Regions from separate parts of the Homo sapiens genome. Here region 1 is linked to region 2. A link is a contact called in ENCODE POLR2A ChIA-PET data. All regions are on one chromosome and are shown on one strand. Each heading gives the region's core, a stretch centred on a gene start or an enhancer-like site at or near the end of the contact. The rest is flanking DNA. Distances are from core to core; before and after follow the strand shown. Region 1 has its middle 170 kb from the start of HABP2. Region 2 overlaps LINC02935 (long intergenic non-protein coding RNA 2935).

Evidence for each region. ChIA-PET counts read pairs that join two places held with the same protein, here RNA polymerase II (POLR2A).
Region 1: POLR2A ChIA-PET joins it to region 2 with 18 read pairs in Panc1. The contact joins two enhancer-like sites. POLR2A ChIA-PET finds 5 or more read pairs at or near these places in 3 of 52 experiments (OCI-LY7, Panc1 and naive thymus-derived CD4-positive, alpha-beta T cell).

What each region holds. Positions count from the first base shown.
Region 1 is chr10:113,377,937-113,384,393 of GRCh38, forward strand. No RefSeq gene overlaps it. Among named protein-coding and RNA genes, the nearest start is that of HABP2, 170 kb to the right of the region's middle. RefSeq lists an enhancer at 3,517-4,716. Within about 2 kb of position 4,120, at least 9 of the 41 ENCODE cell types and tissues checked have a DNase peak (open chromatin) inside an H3K27ac peak, as active enhancers do.
Region 2 is chr10:112,901,985-112,908,378 of GRCh38, forward strand. It overlaps LINC02935 (long intergenic non-protein coding RNA 2935), which reads left to right. Exons shown (of 3, transcript XR_001747706.2): 2 at 3,993-4,229. Among named protein-coding and RNA genes, the nearest start is that of LINC02935, 14 kb to the left of the region's middle. Within about 2 kb of position 2,272, at least 2 of the 41 ENCODE cell types and tissues checked have a DNase peak (open chromatin) inside an H3K27ac peak, as active enhancers do.

The DNA.
Region 1 (6,457 bases), core at 2,870-5,369, 480 kb after region 2:
GAGAGAAGAGGAGGTGCCAAAGGAAGGTGCGGTCAAGAGATGGGGAGGGAGCAAAGGAGAATCAAAGCTGGGGATGGAGGAGGGGTGTCCAAGGAGTAGTCAAGGCCAGAGATCAACAGAGCAAGAGTTGAAGCTAGGGTTGGGGGTGGCGGGGAGGAGATGCACAAATCATGTGGGTCCTGGAACCCATGTTAGGGAGGTTGGTCTTTACCCTTGCAGTAGGAAGTGACACATCTGAATTGAGCTTCAAGAAGATCATCTGAAGGCATCCCTCAAAGGACGTCCCATCTCCTCCGCATAGCATATCATCCGAATAACTTAGTTGGAAGCAAATTACACTGAATTATGTGAAAGCTGCCTCCCTTGCTTATGTCTTGTGTTCCCACAGAGAACACAAACTCTCCAGGGGACAGAAACATGGCTCCGTGTGACTTGTACAGAATCCTGACAACACTAGGTGCTTAGATTGGCTATGTGCCCAAGTGTAAGACAAGCCTGAATATAAGGCAATGTCTCGTTTTCCAAAGAGAAAGCCAACTGGAATATATAAGCTTTTATAAAATAGTAAAATCCCTACTTTAATACTAAATGCATCGATTTATTTGCATATAGCACATATTATATAAAATAATATAAACATTTAGAAATAGAGATTCCCTAATCTTAAAAAAAAGTTTAGGTCATGAAATAATTATATTCACACTCTTCCCGGGCACCTTGGTCATTTGCCTTCGTTGTCACCGAAACCATTTTTGAATCATAACTCAGTTCTCCATCCCACATCATCTTCACTTCTAAATTGTTCAAGACACAGCACTTTGAATGATGTAAGATGCTGTCACTGAGAATTTTATTTGTGGCCCCAAGAGATTTTTTCTGTTTGTCCTATGGGTGGATATTTATGAACTCCACAAGGTCACCATTTATAATATGCTTTTTTAAGAAAGGCAAAGTTTAAAAGACTTGCTTAAAATACTTCCCATGTATTTAATGATGAAGTCATATCCTCAGAAATAACAACCGAATCTGCATGAAATATTTTGCCTCTTTTTTCCCCCCTGATATTATCAGATGATGTCTGTAAGTTTCCCCAACTTATTTCCCCCAACAACTATCATCCATTGAGATCTCTCTGGACTAATGTCGTTCCCCAAACACTTCCTTGGTGCTCAGAATAAAGTAATTGAGAAAGCATCAGGAGCGAGAAACTTTGTAAAAACTTATATACTATAGAACAGCTTTTGGGGAAAAACTTTGCCTTACAATCAAACTTATATAGCAAGTGTTTATCAAATGAATATATTTGCTTACTTCCCCTTTGATCATGACTTAAGGGACACCACAGGATGACATGGAGACTTTTGCTGGGAGAAATATTGTGTAACTTTTAAGAATCTATTTTATTTACCTTAAGCCAGTGGTTCTCAAAGGAGGGTAATTTTTGTCTCCCAGGAAACATTTGGCAGTGTCTGGAGGCATTTTTATTCATCACAACTAGGAGAAGGAATGCCTTTGGTATCTAATGGGTGGAAGCCAGGGATGTTGCTAAACATCCTATAATGCACAGGGAAGCCCCCCAACAACAAACTTATCAGGTCCTCAATGTGAATAGTGGCAAGATTGAGAACTCCTGGCCTAAAGTGAGTCAAAGACAATTGGCTTGAACTGAGTCAAGAGCAACGGTGGCACACCAGGGCTTTTCTACCTCCCGACATCCCTCATGAGATGAGAAGGTAGTCTCAAAGTCCTGAGTTTTTCCCTCTTCCTTGAGGCTGAGTTATTGAAAACAATCCTTCTGCTCTGCCATCCACTTTTCCTCCGCCTCTCATCCCAAGCCCCAAGTCCCTCTGTATACAGATGAATGGATGAATGAATAGCTGAATGAATGAATTCCATATGAAGGATGCCAGGGTACCCAGTCTGGCTTTGTTTGCTCAGAGAGCGTTGGTTCTCAAGGGGTAAGAGTAGCTCTTGGTCCTTACCAGGTGCTTCCTAGATCTTCTGAGACAGAGCCATAAGATTCAGATGGTTCTAGAAGTGGAGCAAGTGTCAAAATGAAGCATGTTGGATTAAATTGAGTTGGTAAGAGCATAAGCCCTGGAGCCAGGGGGGCAAATCTTTTCTTTCACTCAGTAGCTGGGTATCCATGGGCAAGGTCCGACGTCTCTTCATTTGTAAGATGAAGAAGATAATGGTACCTACCCCACATGGGTGGTGTGAGCACTTCTTGAGATTATGTAAGTAAAGTGTTTGAAACAGGCCTGGCATGTGACGAGTACTTATTAGTGTCCACCATTAGAATCACAGTGTTAAGCTTTTGGAGGTCATGGACCACTTTGAGAAGGTAATCAAAGCTGAACCTCTCCCCCTAAAATAGATGTGCATATGTACACAAAGTTGAGAAATCAACTTTTGTGAACCTCTACTATGAAAGATCACCACAGAATTCACAATACTCTTGGGACTTTCTGGTGTATTCCAATTAATGGGATTCTCCTTTCTCTGAAATTCTTCACAGCAAACTGACAATGCCACACAAGATAGTCTCCAACTTTATTCTATCTCATGTTGCTCATGAATAGTTTATACTTACAGTTTGTGTGTTGGTCTTCACAATCAGACCATAAATTCCTTGGAGACCAGGACTGGATGTGATGCTTCACCATCCTTTATAGTAATGGGACAGTGTATGGGTCTATGGTTCTAGGTCAAGCTGGCTACATTAGTTTCACCTGGGGAAGATTTCTGGGTCTCACTGCTGGAAGTACCTGGGAATGTATTTCTTAAAGTTCCCTAGTTTGTGGTGTTCTCAGCCAGTTTGGAGAACCCTTTTTGTTGCAGCGAGTAATCACAAGGAAATTTCTAGTTGATTATGGAGACAATAGCATATCCCACTAGATACCAGGTGCTGTGTCTGGTGCTTTCCAAGTATAGATTCCTGAAAGCTTAACAGCCCATTGAAGTATGTAGACAGTATCATCCTAGTTTTAGCATATGAAGAAACTGAGGCACAGAGAGGTTGAGTAACTGGAAGTAACAGAGCTGATGGAGTTCAACTTCTCTGACTCCAGTGCTCATGCCCTGAAGCCACCCACGCTGCCTCCATACTGGCGGATTATGAGATAATGCATTGCCTGGTCAATAACTCTCCTATTCACTGGGGTGGTTGCATTGTGAAATACACCCCATGTCTTGGGATCCCTCGAAATCTTTGGTCATTAAGGGGTTTGAATTTCTCTGTTCAAAGATTTGCCTGACTGCAGGCCTTAAGGTACAATGTGAACAGAAAAGGTGAGAGCACTTGGGGGAAGGATCATGATCACAGAGTCAACCTCCTCTGACAGGTGAGCCAAGGAGACCACCCACAAATCCCTTTGCAGGGATCACTTTACTATTTTGCTATTTCGGTTGCTGTTAACTGACAATCAAGCAAAGGCTGCTCAGCCAATGCTTCGAACTGGCTGGGAGATAGTCAAATAGTCATTTTAAGCACGTTATTCTAGACCTCTCAGAGTCCCAAGAAACCTATCCTGATGCCATAAGAAAATATGTAGTCCTGTATACTTTGTCCCTCCCCTCCTCGTAGTGATAAATACACAACCTGCAGCAGTGAAAGTTGGAATGCTTCCCTCCACGTGGAGCTGCATCAGCTGCAGGTGGGGCTGGTGCCTGATCCCAAGCTGGCTTGTGTTAGCCTGTGGCCATGTCCTCGCCCATGACTATGAACCGTAGGGGAGTGGGGGGCTGGATCAGTCATTGGTCTTCAGTTCACCCCCTTTTCATTTTAACGTCTGTCTCAGACCATTTGAACACATGTTTAGGAAAAATTGCCTCTCCCTTTCCAAACTGATCCTGATGGATACTGATGTTTTTATGATTATTAATAAAATCTTCAAGACAGAATTTTATGGGCACACAGAGACTCTAAAAAGTCATTCTTTGACTTGAAAAATTGTATATGGTAAGGATGCTGGAGGAAATTTTTAATAAGAATGTTCAAGTGGAAAGTCAGGGTGCAAAAGACAGAATTGTAAGAATCTGCTGCGGTTCCTTTCACCATTGAATTTGCTTCCTGCAAAGGCCTTCACGGTATGTGTTTCCTCAAGATAGCACACCCCCAGGAAGTGTCTTCGATGTGAGTAATGGTTTCAGTTTCGGTGGGCAGCCAGAAGTCTCTTTGGGAAAATATGTCGTTAAATATTCTTTGGTTTGTTTTTTATGATCGGCTTTGCTTTCTGCCCCCTTCCTCTGTCCTTCCCTCCCTTACTTCAATTCTGTCAACATCCTCTTTGAAGTTTCATGGATCTGTTCACCGAAATTGGGTAAAATCAAAGAGACTTAAAAAGAAACCCCAATTCCTTTTTAACCTCCAAGTGAGAATGGGTTGAAAAATGAGACACACTCGAGGGGCATGATGAGTTAAACACTGATGTGTCTCATCCTCAGAGAACAGGAAGGGCAGATCACCCGACATCTGGTTAGAAGTCAGCTTCATAATTCATGCAGATATTGTGAAGAAAATTCCTCAGTGAAGCCTGGAAAAATTTAGCTTTGCTCAATGCAAGGGAATAAATCAGCATTGTTTCCGCGTGCAGCCCTTGTTTTAGAAAGCAAGGGTAGCTGTAAGCAATACTGAGTCCCACCTGTGAATGTCCTCTTTCTCTGCCACCCCTACCTCCTCCACCTTCTCCTTTCCTCCTAGTTTTGGGAGTCCTGTAAAATCCTGTATTTACACTGGGATACTGGAAAACTTGGTCATTACCAGCACATAATGACAGGTTGGTTAATTAATGGTGTGCATTCAAAAATGGGAGTAGGACAAACAAGACAGCTAATTTTGATAATGAACAGATTCGAAGCAACCAGATGACAGTGTTCTCTGTATATAGTTCCACACCAGCCATGTTTTTGTTTGGATTCTGTGTTAATTTTAGAAACTGTAAAACACAACATGCCAAATTGGTTGATTGAAATAGTGCTACTTCCCAGAGGCTAACAATCTGTTGTCTCTTGCAAGAGGCAAGAGGTTGCAGCATAAGTGCTTACTTGGTTATAGGCAAGAGCCTCCACGCAAACCGGGGAATTGAGACAGTTGTCCAGGAAATTCAGTGCCTCAGTTAACTGGCTGCTTTGAGTATTTTGATTCTGCTTGATGCCTGTCTGCGTATTCCTTCATTCATTTGTTTATGCTGCCATTCATTACATATTGGTTCAACTCTCTTTGCCAGTATAGACCCAGATTATATTTTGATCGGGAACATTGTCTTTTTAGTCAAAGTTACAAAGAGTATTTTCCCTAAAGACCAGTCAAGGAAGCTGGCCATTTCAAGTAATCTACAAATATTTATTCCTGAAGGAATACTAACTTTTTAGGGACCTTTTAAACCCAACAAAATCTAGTTGCTGGGTTTAAAATGAATAGAAGGAAGGACGGAAGGAAAGAGAGAAGGAAGGAAAGAAGGGAGATGGATTGGTTTGTGATTTTTAATTCAGACAAACTTTGAAGAAACACCCTTTCTTTAAATAATAAATACTGGCTGCTAATTTGTTGAATTTTAAATAATATGATAAAATGGTACTTAAGGAAGCTATACACAACAAAGATAAACATTTTTGCTCTCATGGGATCTCTATTTAAAAGTAGAAAAGATTGTTTTAACAGAGCGTCATATAATAGCAAATATGGTAGCTGGCTTATTAGAAAGTCATAAATGTTTATGTTTGACTCACATTTTGTAAAATGTTGTCACTGAGCGTGGTTATATATGGCAGTTTCTTGTAGTCCGTCTCACTAAAATTAACTGTTCACTAGTAAAAGGTTCACAATACTGGGTATAACTTAATGAGAATTAAAACAAGCTCCTCTTTTCAGCAGAGCTTTTGCTTGAGAGAAAAGTCCCCCCAGAATATCAGGGAGATACTTCAGATAAACATTCAGAATCACCTCCTGGCTAAGCATGTGAGCCAGGAAAAAAAGAAAAAAAAAAAAAAAAAAAAGAAAAAACTCAGTCAAGACCCCCATGGCAAGTGGAAAGGATTTGAAATAGCTCATAATTTGGGCTTTGAGCTATTCTGCAGGGTTGTTAGCTGTTTGGTATGATTCGTTTTATCCAAGAGCAGTTCCGGATTGTCAGGCATCCTCTCTTATTGCAAAGATAAATAAATAGAAATTCAGACATTCGGGGAGAATTTGACTTTTATTTCCTTCTTCCTCATTAGAGCCTATTTGGACCCTCACCCCCACCCCCACCCCCCTTTTAAGCCTTTCCGTTTCATGATAACTCTTTCAAGAAGAGAAACAAGCATAAAACAAACAACAGTTAGAAAGAAGCAACCACCTTGTTGGGGATTCCTGTGAATGTATTTAGAAATGAAACACTTCTTGCTTTTGCTTTAATAAGCATTTAGGAGGCTCTACTATCGGGCCATGAGTAATGAGAAAGAGGTATGGTTTTGA
Region 2 (6,394 bases), core at 1,022-3,521:
CAAAGGCTAAGGTTTGGAGAATATGAGTTATATGCTTGCATCAGTACTTAGGTTCTTACTGGGGCTCCCGTGACAAATGAAAAATGGCTACTATAGAAAAGAAAGGAAATGGAAGTCTCCATCTTGGTGAGAAGACAAATACACTATTCATTTGTCAGAAAGATTTCAGGTCCTTTCAGAAGTAGCATGAAAGAGCAGAGAGTTTGAATCTTGGCCCCACCACCTAAAATAGCTGTGTAAATGTGAACAATTTACTTGATCTTGCTGAGCCTGTTTTCTGTATTGCAAAATTGTAATGAGAATTTAAATAATATCAGTAACCCCTTTGAGTAGAGGCAGTTCTATTGTGGGTAAGAAACGAATGATACGGTCTTTGCTTTCCAAGATCTTAGAATCTCACTGGGAGATAGGGCCAGGCAGGTGGCTCACACCTGTAATCCCAGCACCTTGGAAGGCCAAGGCGGGCGGATCACTTGAGGTCAGGAGTTTGAGACCAGCCTGGGCAACATAGTGAAACCCCTGTCTCTTCTAAAAATACAACAATTAGCCAGGCATGGTGGTGTGCACCTGTAATCCCAGTTACTAGGGAGGCTGAGGCAGGAGAATTGCTTGAACCCGCGAGGCAGAGGTTGCAGTGAGTTGAGATCATGCCACTGCACTCCAGCCTGGGCGACATGGCAAGACTCCATTTAAAAAAAAAAAAAAAGAATCTCATTGGGAGATAAGATCAGACACAGGAATAGCAGAAGCAGAGCATGACTGGATCCTTGGCCAGCAATATTTACTGAGCACCTACTATGCACTAGACATTGAAATGCAGGTGCTTGCTAGAAGTGGTCACAGGAGACTCTCCCTCTACCAGTATTCATCTTATAAGCCACCTTTCCTTCCTTCCTTCCTTCCTTCCTTCCTTCCTTCCTTCCTTCTTTCTTTTCTTCCTTCCTTCCCTTCTTTCCTTCTTCTTCCCTCCCTCCTTTCCTTCCTTTTCCTCTTCCTCCCTGTCTCCCTCCTTCCCTTCCTTCCTCACTTCTGTCTTCTCTTTCTTTTTCTCTTCTTTTCACCCATATTGTTTCATTCCTTCCTCTCTAAATCTGTTTTTCCCTCCTTCTCTGTCAGCACCATAGACCTCCAACCAGCGATGTTACTTGATCTCAGGGGAGCTGCAGGTCCAGACAATCCCAAGCCCTGGAGATCCCATCCATCCTTCAGGGTAAACTGGGAGCATCTTCTTCCACCCCCAGAGTATTTGAATTTGAATGGAAGGAGGAGCATCATAATCACTGAATGCATCAAATATCTCTGAGTCCCATTATATGTAAGGTTCTCTACAAATAGCAGTACGCTGGAACCAGCTCATACTAGCTTCTAGGAAACAATTATTAAGTTTTCAGGATTTTTTTCTTAAATTTATTCATTATTATTATTATTATTATTTGAGACAGAGTCTTGCTCTGTCAACCAGGCTGGAGTGCAATGGCGGGATCTCAGCTCACTGCAACCTCCACCTCCCAGGGTCAAGGGATTCTCCTGCCTTAGACTCCCAAGTAGCTGGGGTTACAGGCACACGCCACCACACCCGGCTAATTTTTTTGTATTTTTAGTAGAAATGGGGTTTCACCATGTTGGCCAGGCTGCTCTCAAGCTCCTGACCACAGGTGATCCACCTGCCTCAGCTTCCCAAAGTAGTGGGATTACAGGCGTGAGCCACTGTACCCGGCCTTTTAATTTATTTTTTATTTTTTGAGACAGTTTTCCTCTGTCATCCAGGCTGGAGTGCAATGGCACACTCTCAGCCCACTGCAACCCTTGCCTCCTGGGCTCAAGCAAATCTCATGCCTCAGCCTCCCGAGTAGCTGGGATTGCAGTCATGCACCACCATGCCTGGATAATTTTTGTATTTTTTAGTAGAGACAGGGTTCCACCATGTTGGCCAGGCTGGTCTCAAACTCCTGGCCTCAAGTGATCTGCCCACCTCAGCCTCCCAAAGTGCTGAGATTACAGGTATGAGCTATCATGGCCAGCAAGTTTTCAGGAATTTCTGAAGTGGCTGATGTCACATTGGTAGCTTGAAGTCAGCCATGATGGGACTATTTACACTACCGAAATTGGCAACTGCTACAAATCAGAAATGTATTTCCTCAGAGAGCCAGTTGTTAAACATTTACCAGCACACCACTGCATAAAATATAGGTTATACAAGAGAGACAGAGATGTGTAGAAACACACCCTGCCTTCAAGGAGCTACATAGGAGGTGAGATGATAACGATGTTGAGAATGTTGCTGATTTATAGCCAGGAAATGAAAGTTCAAGTTTCAGCTGAGTCACCCAGGGCAGGTCATTTTCTTTCTCTGGAACTCAGATTTCTGTTAAATGGGAATTATGGTAATATCTCCCTGCCTTTTTCACTGGGTTTTTGGGGAATTCACCAAAAATGATACACATGAAAGAAAACCCATTGGGGCCAGGCGCGATGGTTCATGCCTGTAATCCCAGCACTTTGAAAGGCTGAGGCGGGTGAATCACATGAGGTCAGGAGTTTGAGACCAGCCTAGCCAACATGGTGAAACCCCATCTCTACTAAAAATACAAAAAAATAACCAGGTGTAGTGGCATGCATCTGTAATCCCAGCTACTCAGGAGGCTGAGGCACAGGAATCGCTTGAACCTGGGAGGGAGAGGTTGCAGTGAGCTGAGATGGCACCACTGCACTCCAGACTGGGCAACAGAGTGAGACTGTGCCAAAAAAAAAAAAAAAAAAAAAAAGGCGGGGGGGGGTGGGTGTGGAATTATGTAACATCTCTCTGCCTTTCTCACTGGGTTATTAGGGAATTCACCAAAAATGATACATATGAAAGAAATCCCATTGGGATCTATACTGAGCTGTTCCAATCATAGAAACATCCAGAAGGAACAAGACTTCACCTGAGTGCCCCCAAGAAGGGATTTAACTACACACAGGACCACCCTGATGAACTATTAGAAGCCAAGAGAAGCAAAAATTGAGTTTTATGTCCCCTGGTTAGACTAGAAGCAGCTTGACAGCCGGGCCCTGTCTGCTATTTCTTTGTGCCCTTCACCAAGTATAACACAGGATTGTGATCCTAAGGAATAAACAGGTGGTTCAGGGAGGAGGCCTGGGGGCACCTGTGGTGAGTCTACCCGCAAAGGCTGTGCTATGAATGGAGGCAGAGATAGTTCTGTCTTTTCCAATCTACTGCAAAGAGGCTGTTGGGGCTGTGTGCAGGTATCTGAATGATGAAATGGAATGTCCTTGATGGATAAGGAGCAATAACTATTGCAAGCACATGACTTGGATTGGGATCTTTTTTAAAAATGTTAATCTAGGCTGGGTGCGGTGGCTCACGCCTGTAATCCCAGCACTTTGGGAGGCCAAGGCGGGCAGATCACGAGGTCAGGAGATCGAGACCATCCTGGCCAACATGGTGAAACCCCGTCTCTACTAAAAATACAAAAATTAGCTAGGCGTGGTGGCAGGCACCTGAAGTCCCAGCTACTTGGGAGGCTGAGACAGGAGAATCGCCTGAACCCAGGAGGTGGAGGTTGCAGTGAGCCGAGATCGTGCCACTGCACTCCAGCCTGGCGACACAGTGAGATTCTGTCTCAAAATAAAAAATAAAAAATTGTTAACCTAAAGAACAAGGTAAGGGTGACTCGCTTTGTACCCTGGGGGCTTCTCCTTGGGCAACTGGTGGAGCATCATCCTGAAGGTTTCCTCGTCAGCCAGTTGTCCCACTCACATTCTCCCAGCATCCCAGCCTTACCTCCTGCACCCTCCCTGTTATTCTTCCTCCCTCCATGACAGTCCAAGGCATTTACACTTGGAGCCACCCACTCTGTGCGTAATTATAGGAAAGTATTTGTATCTTTTTCTCTAATGATTTAATGGTCTGTCTTCCCAACCACACTGTAAAACCCTGGAGGGCATAGAATATTGTCAATTGTATCTGTTTCTCGTGTGCTTCTTATTAGTACCCTGGAAGTGCTCAGTACATCATATGAGCCAGAGTGCTGGCCAGGAATGAGACCACGCTTTGCCTGTTGGTCACCGCATCTCCAGGGAACTCAGAGGCATCTCCAGGAAACACCTGAATATGTGAGCTGGTTCCTTACAACAGTCCAATGAAGCAGAGGTGTGAGCAGATCCTTTTTACAGCTAAGGAAACTGAGGCACAAAGAGGTTGACAGCACACTTGCCCCAAAGCGCAGGTAAGCAGCAAAGCCAGAATGCAAAGTTTGGTCTATCTTAAAAACCCATGCTCTAGACTGGGCACAGTGGCTCACACCTATAATCCCAGCACTTTGTCAGGCCAAGGTGGGCGGATCACAAGGTCAGGAGTTTGAGACCAGCCTGACCAACATGGTGAAACCCCGTCTCTACCACAAATACAAAAATTAGCCGGGCGTGGTGGCATGTGCTTGTAGTCCCAGCTACTTGGGAGGCTGAGGCAGGAGAATCACTTGAACCCAGGAGGCGGAGGTTGTAATGAGCCGAGATCGCGCCACTGCACTCCAGCCTGGGTGACAGAGTGAGACTCTGTCTCAAAACAAACAAACAAACCCGTGGTCTTAACAACTATGTTATTAGGCAACACTGAGGAAAAGCTGTGAGTTTACTGAGTGAGTAGTACTATGGTGTTATCCCAACTTAGCCAATTGAAGAACCGAGGCAGTCAGTGGTTAAGACAACCTGCCCACGTTGTTGCAGGCACCCGGGACCTGCTGGGAAGGTCTTGGATGGTAGATCTCTGCAGAGAGTGTGAACTGCCAAGGGCTGCTGGGTCTAGAAGAGAGGGCCTGGAAGGTGTTGGAGTCTCGGATGAACAGCTCTCTAGTAAGGGCAGACAAGATGATGGTAGAAAGACTTTAGGCTCTGAAGGGTGCCTCCGTCCTCTTTGTAGGTTTGCCCTTAAACCCAGTGTGACTCGGTGCAAACCTCCATTTCAGGTCTGTTTTCCTTTCTTCCTTCCCTTTTGCTCATCCTCGTGCAGAGCCCAGGGTATTTTTGGTGTTTTGTTTTTTCACTTTCCCTCCTGCACTGTGTGACTGCGGCAGAATGTTCCGGGAACATCTAGTTAGAGATCACTTCGTGTGCTCCAAGGCCTGGGGACATGCTGTCCTCCTGGCCAGGCGGCCGCCAGGAACTGTTAATATGGCAGCAGCACTGGCCTCCCGGGGCTAAGGAGGCACTGAATGGGCCTGGCTCAGTCCCTCAGGACTACCCTGGAGGCTCTGTAGGCAGACCAGACACCAGGGTTACGTGGGGACTGCAAAACCCAGAGCAGGGGCCAAAGCTGAGATGAAGGCCAAAGCTCTGCCTTCAGATTCCACTTCTTCCCCAGCCAAAGTCAGCCCTGGGCTTCTCCTCAGCCTTCAGAAACAGCCACTGAGGCTCGACCAACTCTGGTGGCCTAGAACGTCTCAATCTGGTCCTCCTTGCAAGTGGCACTCTGCAGACCCACCAAGCTGGCATTCAGAGCTGCATTCCCAATAGAGACACCTCTCATCTCTTGATATTTCTAACCTGCCAGGCACTGTGCCAAGTACTTCCTATATAAGATTGCCAGATAAGGCTGGATGTGCTGGTTCATGCCTGTAATCCCAGCACTTTGGGAGGCCGAGGTGGGCGGATCACCTGAGGTCAGGAGTTCGAGACCAGCCTGACCAACGTGGAGAAACCGTGTCTCTACTAAAAAATAAAAATCAGCCGGGCATGGTGGCACATGCCTGTAATCCCAGCTACTCAGGAGACTGAGGCAGGAGAATCTCTGGAACCCAGGAAGTGGAGGTTACAGCGAACTGAGATAGCACCATTGCACTCCAGCCTGGGCAACAAGAGCGAGACTCTCTCTCAAAAAAAAAAAAAAAAACAGTTGCCAGATAAGATTCAGGACGTCCGTTCAATTTGATTTTTTTTAGTGTAAGCATGTCCCATGCAATATCATGTCCTGTGCAATATCTGGAACACACATAACTATAGCCAATCACTGTTACTAACACAGCTTTTTTTTCCTCCTTAAGAGGTAACTTAGTCACAGAGCTTCCAAGCAACGGAGCCAGGATTTGAACCCACAGAATTCTGACTCCAGAGTCTATGCTACAACCACTGTGCTATGTGGCCTCAAGGGTAGCCATATGTCATGATTAAGCCTGAAGTCTCTGAAGTCAGCCTGAAGTAACCGAACCTCTCTGCCTGAGTTTCCTCCTCTGTAATAGGGACAACAGTAGTGTCTGCCTCGAAGAGATGAGGACTGAATGAGTTCATACAGGTCGAGGACTTAGAACTATGCCTCTGACTTCTCATGCGTGGGATGCAGCGAAGTTAAGTTGGATCCACAGAGGTTTGGGTGAGAACTGGGATTAGTACCCAGAGG